2 separate regions of the Homo sapiens genome follow, and region 2 is linked to region 1. Evidence: read pairs that join two places in POLR2A ChIA-PET (ENCODE). Cell type or tissue: PC-3. All regions are shown on one strand. Each heading gives the region's core, and the rest is flanking DNA. Links, peaks and the distances in the headings are about the cores only. Region 1 overlaps PMS1 (PMS1 homolog 1, mismatch repair system component). Region 2 overlaps NAB1 (NGFI-A binding protein 1).

Region 1 (8,000 bases), core at 1-8,000:
TGCTATGTTGTTACAAAGCAATAGCAGCTTGATTTGTGAGTAACCTTTTCTGTAAAGTCAAATATGTTAGAAATGAGCAATTGCCTCAGGGTTCAAAGACTGAAGAACTTATCAGCAAGGCTGACCAGAAGGGTTTTCTTTTTTTTTTATTGAGATGGAGTCTCACTCTGTCGCCCAGGCTGGAATGCAGTGGCACAATCTCGGCTTATTGCAACCTCCGCCTCCTGGGTTCAAGCGATTCTCCTGCCTCAGCCTCCCGGGTAGCTGGGACTACAGGCGCGTGCCACCATGCCCAGCTAATTTTTTGTATTTTTAGTAGAGACCGGGTTTCACTGTATTAACCAGGATGGTCTTGATCTCCTGACCGTGTGAGCCACCACACCTGGTCACGTTTTCTTTAAACAGTATTAAGAAGTACAGATAATATAGAGGCAGAGAAGAGAGCTTCAAATATTGTCGTATTTACCTAACTTTAGTGCTGTTTGAAAGGTAGGTAGTGAACTTTAGAAGGCCAGTTATTGAAATATTTGTTACTTAAATAGTAGTCTCCTATTCCTAAATCATTTTATTATGTATTTTAAATAATAAAATACAAAATGGATACTACTGTATTGAACAGCTCCTGAATATTATTACTAGTGTCAAGACCAACCATCTCCCTCTGCCAGCTTTGTTCTTGAAAACAGAATGTTACACATTTTAATGTGGTAAGTGGGCCAAGAGAGTTCTAAAAGGTACGTTTTTAAAATTCATCCCCAATGTCTAAAAACACACATTAACTTCTTTTTCTTCTTCCTTTTCTGTGTGAAATTTGAGTAAACTTACTGTTGATTTGCTTCTCATAGAATAGTGTTGACCTTTTCTCGTAGTTGCAGTGACCTATATTTAAGTTAAAGCTTGAGCTGGCTAGTATAAGAAACAAAATTTGCTTTCCATTAGTTATTTAAATATAGTTAATATAAGAAGTAAATTTATGGCCGGGTGCAGTGGCTCACACCTGTAATCCCAGCACTTTGTGAGGCCGAGGCAGGTGGATCATGAGGTCAAGAGACCATCCTGGCCAACATGGTGAAACCCCGTCTCTACTAAAAATACAAAAATTAACTGGGCATGGTGGCACGCGCCTGTAGTCCCAGCTACTCAGGAGGCTGAGGCAGGAGAATTACTTAAACCTGGGAGGCAGAGATTGCAGTGAGCTGAGATCACGCCATTGCACTCCAGCCTGGTGACAGAGTGAGACTGTCTCAAAAACAAAAAAGAAGTAAATTCATTTTCATTTGGGTAATTAAATATTTCATATATACCAACTGATACTTTTTCATTAGGCTTTGCTTATAAACTTTAAATGTTATAATGATATGATTATTTTTAAAAACCTGAACCCCCCCTACTTCCCTGCTGGAAGAAACCATACCTGTAGCAGCACTATGTGGGAGACTTGTCTTGATGGATGAGAATAATTCTTAATTAATCTTTTTTCCTTTATTTGTTATAGGAAGTGCTTTAGATCTTCAAGATTTTTACTTTTGAGGAAAAAATTATAGAACTTTCAGAGACCACCACAATCTTCCTTTCATCCTTAGGAAGAACTTACTTAACTACATATCAATAAAATAGACTCTGGAGCATAGTTTCCAGTTCTGACCTTACATATTGTCACTAACTGGCTTACATTACGTGTCTAGGCTTCAATTTCTTTGTCTCTTTAAAATGGAATAATAGTACCTACCTTACAGAGTAAGGTTTTTAAATGAGAGCATTCACAGCACAGCGCCTGCTCCATAAGTACTCAGTAGAGGTTAATTGCTATTGTTATTGATGTGAATATTGTTTAAAATCTGATTAGAGTCAAAAAGGATTATTAGAGGAAGTGGCCTTAAGACTGGTTCTTCGGAAAGACTATGTGGGCAGAGGTATTCAAAGCAGGGAGAACAGCATGTGCAATGTCAGGGAGTCATCAGAGGTCAGAGAAAGCTTGTCTAAGAAATGAGATGAGGCTACGAAGCTTGCTTGGAGCCAGATTCTGAAGGACCTTGTGTATCTTACATGGGAATGTGTACTTCTTGTTGAAGTGACCAAGAGGGAACTAAATGAGACATTTCAGTAGGAGACTAACAAAATAAGATAATTCTCATTGCAGTTGGAGGATGGACTAAATTATGTTTAATTGTTGTTAAGAATGTGGAAAATGATCTCGTTGTCTGGCAAGTTACACAAGGAATGGAGAAGAGGGTCTAGGCAAGAAAAATATTTCCGATGTAAATAAGATTTGATTACGAATTGGAAATAATCTTTCTTGTTTTTAAAGACTGCAAAGAAATGAGTCTCAACAATATCCCTTTGAAAGTTATGCAGAGATTAACTTTATACCTTTACATTTTTATTAATGTTTTATTCTATTTCATTTTATTTTTAGAGACAGGGTCTCACTCTGTTGCCCAGGCTTGAGTGCAGAGGCATGATCATAGCTCACTTCAGCCTCAAACTCGTGGGCTCAAGTGATCCTCCTACCTCAGCCTTCTGAGTAGCAAGGAACACAGGTGCATGCCACCATAACTGGCTAATTTTTTAATTTTTTGTAGAGACAGGGTCTCACTGTGTTGCCCAGGCTGGTCTTGAACTCCTGCCTCAGCCTCCCAAAGTGCTGGGATTACAGGCCTGAACCAACATGCCCAGCTTATTATTTAATTTTTTAAAAGATCATACCTTTACATGGTTGAAAACCCAAAAATGTATGAAAAGGTAGAATGAAAAAATTATTCTTTTCTTTATCTTTCATCTGCCTAGCTCCTATAAACTGCCCCTTCTTTAGGTAAAATGTCTATTAATTTCTTTGCAACCTTCAGGAAAAATAATTATGCATGTTCTCTTTCAAGAAAAGAATATAAAATTAAATAAGTGTAAGAGATTTTAGAACTCATTTATACTGCATAAATTTTACCAAGACAATCATTTTTGAAAGTTTGAGGCTGCTTAGCAATAATCAATTCATATTAATGTTTATTATGTCAGTAGAATGTGGTTTGTTCTTTTAACAGTAGTATTGATACTGTGATGGAATAATCTATAATTTTATACTGAATTCAAAACATTTAGCAGTGTCTTAGTGGTAAGCTGCTGTGGCTCATATTGTTCCTGTGTTGCCAATGTGGGAAATAAAACAACCTTTTAAATATTGTGTTTGTGCCTCTGTACTTTTTGGAGTCAGAGTCAGTGCAAGTACATACGCAGGAGTAAATAATAATAGATATAGATCTATTTATAGTAACTTGTAAGATCTTAGAAGTAAACTTATGGTACTTAAGAAATTTGCCTGGGTATGGTGGCTCACACCTGTAATCCCAGCACTTTGGGAGCCCAAGGTGGGAGGATCGCTTGAGTCCAGGAGTTCAAGACCAGCCTAAGCAACATGGTGAAACCCTTTCTCTTCAAAACGTACAAAAAAATTAGCTGGGCGTGGTAGTGTGCACCTGTAGTCCCAGCTAATCGGGAGGCTGAGGCAGGAGAATCCTTGAGTCCAGGAGGCTGAGGCTGCTGTCAACTATGATCACACCACTGTACTCTAGCCTGTCTCAAAAAAAAAAAAAAAAAAAAAATTCATTGGTGCTGCTTCTTGTTTGGTGGAAAAAAAAAAATCCAAATATGAGCTTAGTACATCTGTGCCTACAATTTGCAAGAATTTTGGCTGCAGTCTAGGCCAATAATATATCCTCTTTATTTAGAAGGAGTTGACTTTGCTCAAGCAGTTTTAGCATTGTACTATTCACTTAACTATGCATCATCTGTGTGCAGCCTACATTTCTCTTTATCACAAATTGCCTTTACAAACAATTGAGGTTTACTAATTAAATATCGAGTATTCTCATCTAACTTCATTTTCTTCAAGTAGCGTATGTCAGTGAGGTAGGAATTAGGGGCAAGATATATTTGGCTAACTTCAAACCTAAGATGGTGTGCATGTAATAATATATTTTTGAGGTGTTTTTGCACTGTCATCATACTGACTAGAGTCAGATTCTTAGTTGGCACATCCAGGTGCTCCAACTTTGTGTGACCTAGATAGAAAACATATGGAGGTTTGTGTGTATTTTTAGCACATGTTAAGCTTTCGGCCTAAGGGCAAGATTTACAAAAACCTTCAGGAAGTGAAAAGAAAATCTCTGTTTTTGAAAATAACATAGAATTGATGAAACGGTAGAGAAAGCAAACTGAATACTGTATTCTGGATTCCCAGTATTCCCAGTTCTTATTCATCACATTTTATAGTTTAGTTTTTTAGTGATGGGTCCTGTTTTGAAAATGAATCTTAGTTGCCCAATGAGAAGATTTTACTTGTTGGCAGACCGCTATTATTTATTGCTAGCCCAAGTGTAACTAGTTTAGAAAATGCTCTTAAATTAGCCCCTCGATCTGATGCAATAAAAATTGCCTAGTGTGAAATAATGCTCCCAGACTCCTAGCATGTTTACTTTAAAGTGAAATCACATTGCATAGTTCTCATGTTTCACAGCTTTTTCTAGGACCGATTTCCTGAAGTGATCTTTTTACGGTTGTGTATACTAACTATTCAGCAGGTCAGGCAGTGAAATAGCATCCTTGCATTAATCAGCAGCTAAGATTTATATCTGTATCTAAGGCATCTAATATAAACTAAAATAAACAAGATGATGTTTACATTAGTAACACTGCAGGCTTTTTAGCTATATTCAGTGCAGGAATTTTAAAACATTAGTTTTTTGAAATATTTCCTTGAATGCTTTATTTTAAAAATGTCAATATCAGAGAGTTAGCATTCCTTTAAAGAGGTACACTTTTTGTGAATAAGTTTGGTGTTTTTTTTTTTTTCTTTTTAGGGAGGGGGTCTTGCTCTGTCACCCAAGCTGGAGTGCAGGGTGAGCCACTCCCACCTCAGCCTCCTGAGTAGCTGGGACTACAGGCATGTGCCACCATGCCCAGCTAATTTTTTATTTTTTTTTTATAGAAACAGGGTCACACTATGTTGCCCAGTCTGGTATTGAACTCCGGACCTCAAGTGATCCTCCCACCTTAGCCTTGTGAATAAGTTTTTATGGTTCAGCTATTCTTTGTCATAAGGAACTTCTGATGTGGAAAGTATGAAGCAGGGGACATTTCATTTCCTGTAATTGCAGATTATTCAGAACCTTATTTACTTCCTTTAATTTTGAACATTGTTCCTTAAATTATTAGCTGTTGGCTGGCTTAAAACTAGAGCCATAATAGCAGAAGCCAGTAGTTTGCCTTTCCAGAGTGCATGTGCACGCAAAGATTACAGTCTGGCAGTTCTTCAAAAAACATGGAGCTACCATGTGGCCCAGCAGTTCCACTCATAGATCTATACCCAAGAGAAATGAAAACATATGCCAACATAAAAACATGAACATGCATGTTTATGGCAGCATCAGTTATAATAGCCAAAAAGTAGAAACAACTCAAATGCTCATTAACTCATAAAAGGATAATTCAAATGTATTATCTACAATGGAATATTATTCAGCCATTTAAAAGGAATGAAGTACTGATATAAATAAACTTGAAAAGGTTATGCTAAGTGAAAGAATCCAATCAAAGACCATATATTGTATGATTCCATTTATATGAAACATCCTAAGTGGGCAAATTTTATATAGAGAGAAGATAGATTAGTGATTGAAAAGGGATAGGAGTCACTGATGATGGATATAGGTTTTCTTTTTGGACTGATAAAATTGTTCAAAGATTAAATCATGCTGTTGGTTGCACAGCTCTGTGAATAATAAAAACCATTGAATTATAAATCTAAAGTGGGTGAATTGTAGAGTATATGAATTATACCTTAAACTGTTATGTTAAGAGGAAAGAAAAGCAAAGATTGGTTTGGATTTCCTTAGGTCAAGTAGTAGACAAAAAGTGTAATTTTAACAGGTATGGTGGTGTGACAACTAGCAGCCTTATCTCTGAAAACAAAGAGCTAGTTTTCAACTCTACTGGGGTTACTTTTCCCTAGGGAAAAAAAAATGTGTTTATTTGCTCATTCCTTTAACGAAAGTATTTAGTATTTAGTGGGCCTTACTAGGTGTCTGGTACTGTTCTTGGTACCAGAGACTCAACACTCAACACTGAACAAGCTGAACTCATCATCTTCCTGCCACCAATCCTGCTCTTCTGAGTTTCTTATCTTGTTGAGTGTTACTACCACCATTCCAGTTTCCCAGGTCAGAAATCTGGGAGGCATTCTTGATTCTTCTCTTTTTATTCCCTCTCCACATGGAGTCAGTCATCAAGCCCATTTCGTACCCTTTAGTCTGTCCGTTTTCTCTTTTCCTCCTACCAGAGTGTTGGTTCTGTTAACACAGCCCAGTAATTCTCAGCCGCAGTATATTAATACTAGTAAAGTACCAAAGTTTGCAAATGGTTTATCTTAAAAAGCAAACGAAAAAAACCTAAGGGAATAATCCTGTCAACATCAGTTTCACTGACTTGCATTCCACCGAACTTTTGCAAGAGGAAGAGAAAGCTGTAGCATGATAGCTAGTATATTAGGAATTAATTACACATAGTCCTCAGGTCACCTATCGGAATATTTTTTGAATGTGAACTTTCAGTTTTGCATGTCTTTCGTAAAAGCTGAGAGTCTCTGAGTTGGAGGAATACAATCACTTTTTTTTTTCTTTTTTTGAGACAGAGTCTCTCTCTCTGTTGCCCACATTGGAGTGCAGTAGCGCGATCTCAGCTCACTGCAACCTCCATCTCCTGGGTTCAAGTGATTCTCATGCCTTAGCCTCCCAAGTAGCTAGGATTATGGGTGCCCGCCACCATGCCTGGATAATTTTTTTGTTTTTAGTAGAGATGGGGTTTCACCATGCTGGCCAGCTGGTCTTGAACTCCTGACCTCAAGTGATCCACCCGCCTTGGCCTCCCAAAGTGCTGGGATTACAGGCACGAGCCACCACACCTGGCCTATGATCACATTTTATAAAAATCATATTGCTATAGTTTCAGTTCTCACTAAGTCATTCTTGCCAAAGATCTTTTTCTAATATCTATCTCTGATCATGGTATTTTCCCAATTAGATTTATCCAGTGACTCTACATTGCACGTAAGGGAAACTATAAACCCCTTTGCACGATGTGCCAGGTCATTCGTGATTTAGCCCCTATCTGTCTAGTTTCATCTCTAGCAAGGCATTCTCTCTATATGTTCATGATTTGGCATGTACTATCCTATTTGTCAGGAATGCACTTCTTGTGATTTGTCTTAGAGACAAACTCCTGTCAAGTCTGATTGTACTTGTGGCTTCTCTGTGCAACTGACTTAGGTTTCTTCTATGATGCTCCCACTGTGCTATGTAATAGTAGTTTTTATAATGTATTATAATTATTTTAAGATTTTGCTTTCTTTTTATATTTTTAGCTCCTTTAGAGCTGGGACCTTGTCCTTTTATCTTTATATTCCCAGATTTTAGTATGGAATCTGGAACAAAATTGATGCTCAATATGTATTTGTTGAACAAACTCAAAATTAGTTACTTTAAAATTTTTTATTTAACCAAAATATGTTATAGTATGAGACGAAATTAAGGGATTAAAATATGCTTATGGTGACTCTACATCCCATTTCCTGGAGCAATTCCAAATTTAAATAGTCTACTTCATTGGCCTTGAAATGTAATTAACAAAACACACCATAATTTTGTTTAGAAATGCAATATACACATTGAACCTATACCTTATATTTAAAATTGTATACAATTTATTTTTATACTTTGATTTCATATACTTGTTAAAAGAAAAACTTTAGATAAACTAAATTTAACAGTGTTTATTTGAGCAAATAACAGTTTACAAATCAGGCAGCCCCCAGAGCCAGAGTAATTTCAGAGCAAGTCCAGGGCTGCTGCATGGTCAGATGTTATTTCTGGACAAAAAAAAATGAAAGTGATGGACAGAAAACCAAAGTGAGGTGCAGAAACAGCTGGATCGGTTATAACTTAGTGTTTGCC
Region 2 (8,712 bases), core at 349-8,348, 830 kb after region 1:
TTAGACATGAATGTTGGAGCTTGAGATCAGATAATTGGTTAGCAGAATTACTTAAGTCATAGCCAGCCTGTGACTTGATCTATTTTGGGAGTATCCTTTGAACCAGTAGAGGAATCCACTAAAAGGGCTATATGGCTGTCATTAGTAGAAAAACAAAAGGCAAAATGTGTTGGCAATTTTAGTTTCATGCTTTAACCTAGTTTTCTTATAATTTTTAAAACATAGCAGATGAAATACAAAGTTGAGTCGAAATACATGTGTTTTTTATCAAAGTAAAAGTATTTCTAAAAGATTAACAAACCTAGTTAACCTGACTTAAAAAAAAATCATACCCTACTTTTAAAAAATGTAAAAAGAATTATTTTACACTTAGCTTTTGCTAAGGGGCTCTTTGCCTCTTTAGATAAGTAGGTACATATGATATTTAAGTGATGAGACCATGAATTTCACAAAATAAGGAAATACTCAAAATGAATGCCAGTAGGCTGAAATGTGGGGGTGGGGGCTTTGGAAGTTGTGGCTTGTGTTTTTGAAACTTAACTTAGGCCTTCTTGTTACTTGTACTCCAGTATGTGAATCTGGTCCAATAATATAGTTTAGGATAAATGTTTGTGAATCAGGAAGCTTTCTTAAAACTAGTAACTATCCAAGATCTTGGAAGAAATTACAGAATCCTGGGGGAATTGAAAGAAGGTACTATTAGGTATATCTTTTAGGTATTATGAGAATTTTGTATTTTTTCTCCTGATTATTTAAAATTAGCAGAAGTTTTTTTAGTTCTAAGTTCCTGAGATTAAAGAATGTTGCTAGTTTGTACTCAATTTCCACATAAGGAATACATGACTTACTCTTAATTCATTGTTGGCTTAATCTCACTGTTCTGAGGATTTTCTTCATATAAATTGTGTGGATACTGTTCTCTTAATCTTTCAAGACATAGAGCTGTATGTAGGTCACTGGTGGATGAAATTCAGGAAGCTATCTATACCTGTAAGTTTTTTTCAACTGTTCAAGTACATAAGATTATTTTTCTTGTAAGAAGAAGAAAATATTTGTTTATATATTTATAATAACATAATTTGTTTCCAAATGTACACCGTAAAGAATTATGGAATGACTTATTGTTAAGCCCCTCTTTTTTTTTTTTTTAAGCTAAAGAATCAGCAATAGTCCTACAGCCTGGCTAAGTACAGTCTGTTTTATAGGTGTCAGATTGTGAAGAGAGTGAGGGCTGAAGCTTAGAACCACACACCTTGCTGGTGTTCGGCAGGTGCCAAGGGACAAACCCAGAGGCGATATCAGAAAAAAGCCAGCAGGCAATGTTGCATCTATCATAAGGGGTGTTAATAGATAGTAGGTGGTAAACTAGGCAAGCAGTGTACCCCTAATGTTAAATCAGTGAATGGATGAGGAGAGAGCAACTAAAACTTGGGAACAGCAAGGCAATAGAGAATGTAGAAACTTGTAATACTCAGAAATGTAAGCAGGTAGATAATTTGGCATTACAGAATATTTGTCAGCAGATAGCAGCTTCCAGTCAAAGAGCTCTAGAAAGATAGGAAGGAGAAGAGGAGAATGTAGTCAGCGGGTAACTGTAAGCTGAGCAGAAGAAACTCTGCAGGAATTGGGGTGCTGAGCAGGTTACCAAGATAAGGACCCAGGCCTATAGAATAAACAGTGATGCCAAGCTTAGGTCAGTTTCCATTATAGTGCTGAGAAGTCAAGGCTGAGTGTTTCAGAGGAGGCCAGCAATTTCACCTTTGAGAGAGGAGGAATGCTGAATCTGAGAACCGCATAAACGTGGTCACATTATTAAGTTAGCTTGTTTTATTCTGAACTCTCAATCTCAGAATTCATAGATTTCAGCATCTAACACTTGAAATGCTGGACTTTTCCTTCTGATGATTTTTAAAAATGAATTATGGTAGTCTATTTCTTGAGTCAATTTTGGTAAGTTACATTTTTCTAAGAATATCCATTTCATCTGAGTTTTCAAACTTAGTGGCGTAAAGTTATTTATAGTTTTTTAAGACCTAATATTGACCTAATATTGATTGTACACTTATCTCTCCTTAGCTCCTGACCAACCTTGCCAAAGGTTTGCCAATTTTATTCTTTTTTAGAGATCTGCAAACTAGGGTCTGTGTGCCCAGTCTCACTCACCTCCTGTTTTTATAAATAAATTTTTATTGGCACACAGCTGGGCCTATTTATTTATGTACTGTTTGTGGCTGATTTTGAGCTACAATGGTGAGTTAAGTAGTTGTGACACAGGCTGTTTGGCCCGTAAAGCCTAAAATATTTACTCTCTGGCCTTTTACAGAAAAAGCTTGCCAACCTCTGATCTTTTTGAAGAAGCCACTCTGGGCTTAGTTGCTATTCTTGCTTGTGCTGTACACGTGTATATATTTGTCTCCTCTCTTAGTTATTTTATTGTTCTTATCTAACTTAATTTGGGTGCTTAGTTCATTAATTTTTAGTCATTCTTTTTCTAATATGAGCAATTAAAGTATAAATTTTCACTATGTATTGATTCAGTGTTATTCCCAAAGTTTTGTTATGAGGTTATTTTATTATTTTTCAATTTTAATTATTTTTATGATTTCTGACCATGTGTTATTTAAAAGTGTTTCTTTATTTCCAAATATGAGTAATTTTTTTTCCTTATTTTTCCTAATGATTTCTGACTTAATTACATTGAGGGCAAGAGAACATGGTTTGTGTGATGCCAACCCTTTAAAATTTGTTGAGAGTTTAGTTATGATTCATTTTGTGGTCTGTGTTTTTTACGTTTGGAAACGATATCTTAAGCAGTTGTTAGTAGAGTGTTCTATATGTGTCTGTTCTAACAAGCTTATTAATTCTGTCATTCAAATCTTATATTCTTAACTATTATTTTGTCTGCTTGCTCTGTCAGTAAAAAGAGTTGTGTACTAAAATTTTACTGATTGTAGTGTTGTCTGTTTCTCTTTGTATTACGCAGTAATCTTATTAACCTTTAATAATGTATTTTGCTTTAGAAAGCTATTTTCTTTAATGTTGATATAAATACATGAGCTCTCTTTTTGTTAGTCATTGCCTATTACATCTTTATATCTTTTTTTTTTTTGGAGACAGGGTTCACTTTGTCACCCTAGCTGGAATGCAGTGGTGAGATCACAGCTTACTGTATCCTCGACCTCCCAGGCTTAGGTGATTCTCCCACTCAGCCTCCTGGGTAGCTGGGACCACAGGCATGTGCCACCACACCTAGCTAATTTCTTTCTTTTCTTTTTTCCTTCCTTCCTTCCTTCCTTCCTTCCTTCCTTTCTTCCTCTCTTTCTTTCTTCTTTCCTTTTTTTTTTTTTTTTTTTTTTTTTTTTGTAGGGACAGGGTTTCCACGTTGCCCAGGCTGGTCTCAAACTCCTGGGCTCAAGCGATCTATCTGCTTCAGCCTCCCCAAGTGTTGGGATTACAGACGTGAGCCACCACACCTGGTCTATTCCTTATTATATCTTTATATCATCCTTTTATTTTCAGCCTTTCTGAATCCATGTTTTATATATATCTTTTATAAATACTGATCAGTTGGATTTTAAAGAACCCAGTCAGACATGCTTTGTTTTTTAACTGGAATATTTGGTCCATGTACATTTATTATATGACTAATATTTTGGATTTTTTTCCATTATTTTATTTGTATCTCCCCTCTAGCCCTGATATACTTTCTGTACAGATTTATCATCTGGGATTAGCTTCCTTCTATCGAAAGCTCTTTTAGGATTTTCTTAATGAAGGCCTACTGGTGGCAAACTCTGTCCTTCCCTACCTACTGGAAAATATCTTTATTTTGCCCTCATTTTTAATTACTATTTATTTGGGGTATTAAATTCTATAATGTTAGTGGTTTTCCCTTAGTAATTAAAGATACCTTTGTGTAAATTAGCGGGGCGTGGTGGCGGGCACCTGTAGTCCTAGCTACTCGGGAGGCTGAGGCAGGAGAATGGCGTGAACCTGGGAGGCGGAGCTTGCAGTGAGCCAAGATCATGCCACTGCACTCCAGCCTGGGCGACAGAGCAAGACTCCATCTCAAAAAAAAAAAAAAAGTTAGTGGTTATTCTGCTATTTATTGTGTACTTTTAAAATCTTGTTTCTGTCCAATTCTCCTCTCCTGATTCTCAAGTTTCGTGGTTATTTTTACTGTACTGCTTTTTAGTCGTATTTTCAAATCCCTTTGTTTCTTCAAATGAAGTCTTTGAGGGTCTGATTTTGCTGTCTGTTGTTTCTACTAGTGTTCACTTTTGTTGCCTTGTTTCTTTTGATGTTTTATGATTTATGTGAATTCATATTTCTTGGAACTTTAACTGTGAGAACATTTGGAGTCCCGGGAAGAAAGTGAATTCCCTAGAGGTTATTTGCTTTTTCTTTTTACTGGGCATCTGGGGACATTACAAATCTAAGACCCTATGAAAATAAATTCTCAGCCCACTTAGTGTGAATTATGGTTGATTGGGGGTTATGAAATCTTAAGAGAGTATCTTCTGTTCTCTCCCAGTCATTACTAGGGTTCAAGACAGATAATTTTCTTTGCATTCTCCTGGGGGTACAGACGTATTTCTAATTCAGCCTTACATTGGGTGTGTGTGGTGAGGTTTCAGCTTTATGGAGGAGGCATCTTAGACTCTTCAATTCTGATGGGCTGTGGGCTTTGCCTCTTTTTTCCTTCCCATTCTCCTCAACCCCATGAGGCCATGAAGATTGAAACTCAAGCTCATCAAGTTTAGCGACTGTCCCTAACTTAAACTTCTTTGAGGTACTGTACTCATTAATTTTGGCCTCAATGTCCTTATTCTCATCAGCTCATTGAGCATTTAAAAGATGATCCCCTCCCTATTTTATTTAACATTTTTAGTTTTTTTTTTCTGAGAGGGGCCAGTAATGGTACCTAGCCCTCCCAGTGCTGGAAATGAAAGTCCTGATTGCCTTTTGAGCCTCCCTATCACACAGTTGTTCACAGTGTTTTTGTGCCAACAGTACTTAAAGTCACAATCATTTAATTGTTGGAGATTATAATTTTAACAACCTGTAAAGAAAGTTTTTTTAGGAATCAGTAAACCACTCTTCTTAAGGATAAAGATAACTGTAGTAAGTCCAGTTTTTAAGTCCGGTTATAAAAGATAGCTAACTTTAAGAGGCCGGGCATGGTGGCTCACGCCTGTAATCCCAGCACTTTGGGAGGCCAAGGTGGGTGGATTGCTTGAGGTCAGGAGTTCGAGACCAGCCTGGCCAACATGATGAAACCCCGTCTGTACTAAAAATACAAAAAAATTGGCTGGGCATGGTGGCACATGCCTGTAGTCCCAGTAACTTGGGAGGCTGAGACAGGAGAATCGCTTGAACCCGGGGCGCTGAGGTTGCGCCACTGCATTCCAGCCTGGGAGACAGAGTGAGACTCCATCTCAAAAAAAAAAGAAAAAGGAAGCGAACTTTAAGAAATCTTTCACATAAAGATATGGTGGAATTTTGGTATTTTGGGCCACAAAAAGAGGAAATGGAGGAAATAAGTAAACCAGTAAGGGAGAATATCTTGTTACTTTATCCTTTTAACAAAATTAGAGTATTGGCATTCAGAAAAAGCTAACAGTGCTGCTGCAAGTGACGGGAATATTTTCATATTTTCCCAACTGCTTGGGAATATTTTCATTTTTCTTTTGTAATTATATCATGATAGTTATTGATGTGTTCATTATTAGCAGCTAGGGAGCATGAAATCTAGGTAACTCTGACAGAACACGTGTTTTTAAGGGAGAGGCTTCATGAATCAGCTTTTTATTACAACTTGGGGGTGAGCTAGAGTTACTTCTCCAGCCTCAGTTTTTTACCAGGTTCCCTGAGGGCCTGGAGTTTAGTCTACTTTTTTGGTTTGTGGGAGCCTGAATTCAGTGACAATGAATGCATTATGTTTATTTTTCTTGGTTTCTGGAAAGGTAAGAGAAGGAATACTAGAATATTGTTTTCAGTTTATGTTGAAAAGTTATTTTCTGTGTTTGTGCATAAGCTAGTACCTCTGAAATGTTGTCAGTTAAAACATCTTACTGAAAATCAGAGGTTTCCTTAGTAATTTAGATTTATTAATATGAAAAATAAATCGCTACATAAAAAGCTATTTGAGAATCCTCTTCAAGGTCATTTAGCTACTGCCATGCTGAAACTGATTTATTTTGAATATCATTATTTAAAGTATACATTTCACTTTTAACTCCAATAACATTGTGCCTTTCAAAGGCACTTAGGGGAGGAATTTATCTATTGATGACTCTTTAGGAGGAGTGGAGAAGGCTGAAAATAAATTCTTCCTTCAATTATGCTTTCATATTCAGCTATGGGTTTAAAATAGGAGACCTGGGTTTATTATTATAACTTGCTGTCAGTGGCCAAATTAATTGTCTCAGAACAAATTAATATAAATTACAGTTATAAATTTGGGGAGGAGGATGTTAAATATCTATATCATACCATGTACCATAACACATTCTAGATGGTTTAAATACTTAGGTGGGAAAAGTAAAACGATTAGACTAAATTATGGAACATTTATATATTATTAGAGTAGGAAGAGATTTTCTTTGCCTGTCACCCAAGGCATAGAAACTGTATGGCTAATGACAAACTTAAAAAAAAATCCCATTACATATGATGAAGAGTTAATGCTGTTAATAAAGAATTCCTGAAGTTCTAAGAACATGAAACATTGTAATGAGTCAAAGATGTAAGAAAAACCTTTAGTTTCATAGTCAAAGGGATGCAAATTACAACCAAATGCTGTTTTAGAAATATAAAATTGGTAAAGTTTTAAAAAGATAATAACTAGTGTTGGTCAAGATTGTAGGAAATGGACTCATCATGTAATTATTGACAGCATTATGATTTAGAGAAACTTTTCTGAGGGTAGTTAGGTGGAATGTATAAATTTCTTAAAATTTTAGTATACCCTGTGACCTAACTGGTCTATTTGTAGGAATTTATTGCAAAGAAATAATTGGATATGTGTGCAAAGGTACACATTTAAGAATCTCTTATGCAGCTTTTTTTTAAATAGTCTATGGAAAACTGGAGGTAGTTTGATGTCCAGAGTGAAGGTAGTTTAAATAATATATGGTTGTTTTCTACAATGGAATATTGTATGTGTGGGTAGTAAAAGTGATATTATAAAGGATTTTTCAATTCATTCGTCAGTCAACAGATATATATTGAACTTCCAGCCCATGCCAGATGCTAATGTAAACAAGCCACGTCTCTGCCTTAATACATCGGTAGAAATGAAAAATATAGCATATGTAACTGAAAAAAGTAGATTACAAATTTGTATGTACATATATACTTAATGTTTATATGTACACTGAAATATTGGAATAATGTATATTAGAATATTGTCATTCTGGATGGAATGATTGCATGCTATTTATTTTTGTTTTCAAAAATTTTAAGTAAGAAAAATTATTCTAAATAAAGATGAGATGCCTGGGTAGGGAGAAAGGGTGACTACAGTAGTCCCCTCTTATCTGTGAGGGACACATTCCAAGACCCCCAGTTGGATGCCTGAAACTGCAAATGGTACCAAACCTTATATATACTGTTCGTCCCTATACATGCATACCTATGATAAAGTTTAACTTATAAATTAGGCACAGCAAGAGATTAACAACAATAACTATTAATAATAATAAAGTAGGACAATTAGAACAATATGCCAGCATTACTGCTCTTGCACTTTGGGGCCATTGTTGAGTCAAATAAGGGTAACTGGAATATGAGCACTGAGATATCAGAAGAGTCCATCTGTTGACTGAGATGGCCACCAAGTGACTGACAGCCAGGAGTATAGACAGTGTAGATACACTGGACAAAGGGATGATTCATCACTTGGATGAGACAGAGTGAGATGGCACACAGTTTAAAACTTATGAATTGTTTATTTGTATAATTTTTCATTTAATATTTTTGGGTCCCAGTTGACCACAGGTAACTGAAACCTCAGACAGCAAAACTGTGGGTAAGGGGGTACTGCCGTACCTGATTTCTTATGAAAAGAAAACAAGAATTAACACTAACCACAACCTTATGCCAGGTGTGTCTCCTCATCTACATCTTGTTAGAGCCTTTTGGGATAGTGATATTATCCCATTTTGCCTCTCAGAATACCAAGTACCAAGCCTCTCAAAAGTTTTGCATGTCCAGAGTCACAGCTGGTAAATGATGAAGCAGGACTCTCCTCAGGTCTGTCTGCCATCACGTCCCATTTTCTTTTTGCTAATCATCATGCCTTGGCTAAGTACATCTTTTGCATATTAAAAAAGTCTGATATACCTCTTGACAGTTTCCTATATCTATTGACAAAATTATGTGAAAAAATTTCTAGTTTGTTAAACAATTACAGATTTTGTGTTTAGGGTAACAAAATTTTAGTACAAAGTGTTTGGTCAACTAGCAACTCTATATTGGCAATATTTAATAATTACTGAATTATGAAAGGGTGGTAGAATTAGATGGATCTTAGAGATTAGTCCAACACCTTGATTTTCCAATATAGCCCTAGTATATGATAACTCTGTTTTTTACTAAGTGATTTGATAAATGTTTAAAATCATATGGTCTTGATTCCTTTTTAAGAATTTTCATGTCAGTTCATAAAAAATCTGTCAGACCATCTACATTCATTTTTGGTTAGAGAAA

The links. Peaks named below come from ENCODE experiments on the same cell type or tissue, not always from the same donor. Only the 100,000 strongest peaks of a DNase experiment are listed, where the experiment ranks them.
Region 2: POLR2A ChIA-PET joins it to region 1 with 22 read pairs; 2 of 35 experiments call an interaction of 5 or more read pairs at or near these places.

The regions. Positions count from the first base shown.
Region 1 is chr2:189,832,333-189,840,332 of GRCh38, forward strand. The region is part of intron 5 of PMS1 (PMS1 homolog 1, mismatch repair system component); the gene reads left to right. Among named protein-coding and RNA genes, the nearest start is that of PMS1, 52 kb to the left of the region's middle. In PC-3, for the core only: no CTCF peak of the experiment used is centred there; a DNase peak (open chromatin) is centred at 4,519; H3K4me3 peaks cover 719 bases; H3K27ac peaks cover 1,674 bases.
Region 2 is chr2:190,661,253-190,669,964 of GRCh38, forward strand. All of the region lies in intron 4 of NAB1 (NGFI-A binding protein 1), which reads left to right. Among named protein-coding and RNA genes, the nearest start is that of NAB1, 17 kb to the left of the region's middle. In PC-3, for the core only: no CTCF peak of the experiment used is centred there; a DNase peak (open chromatin) is centred at 7,869; H3K27ac peaks cover 1,077 bases.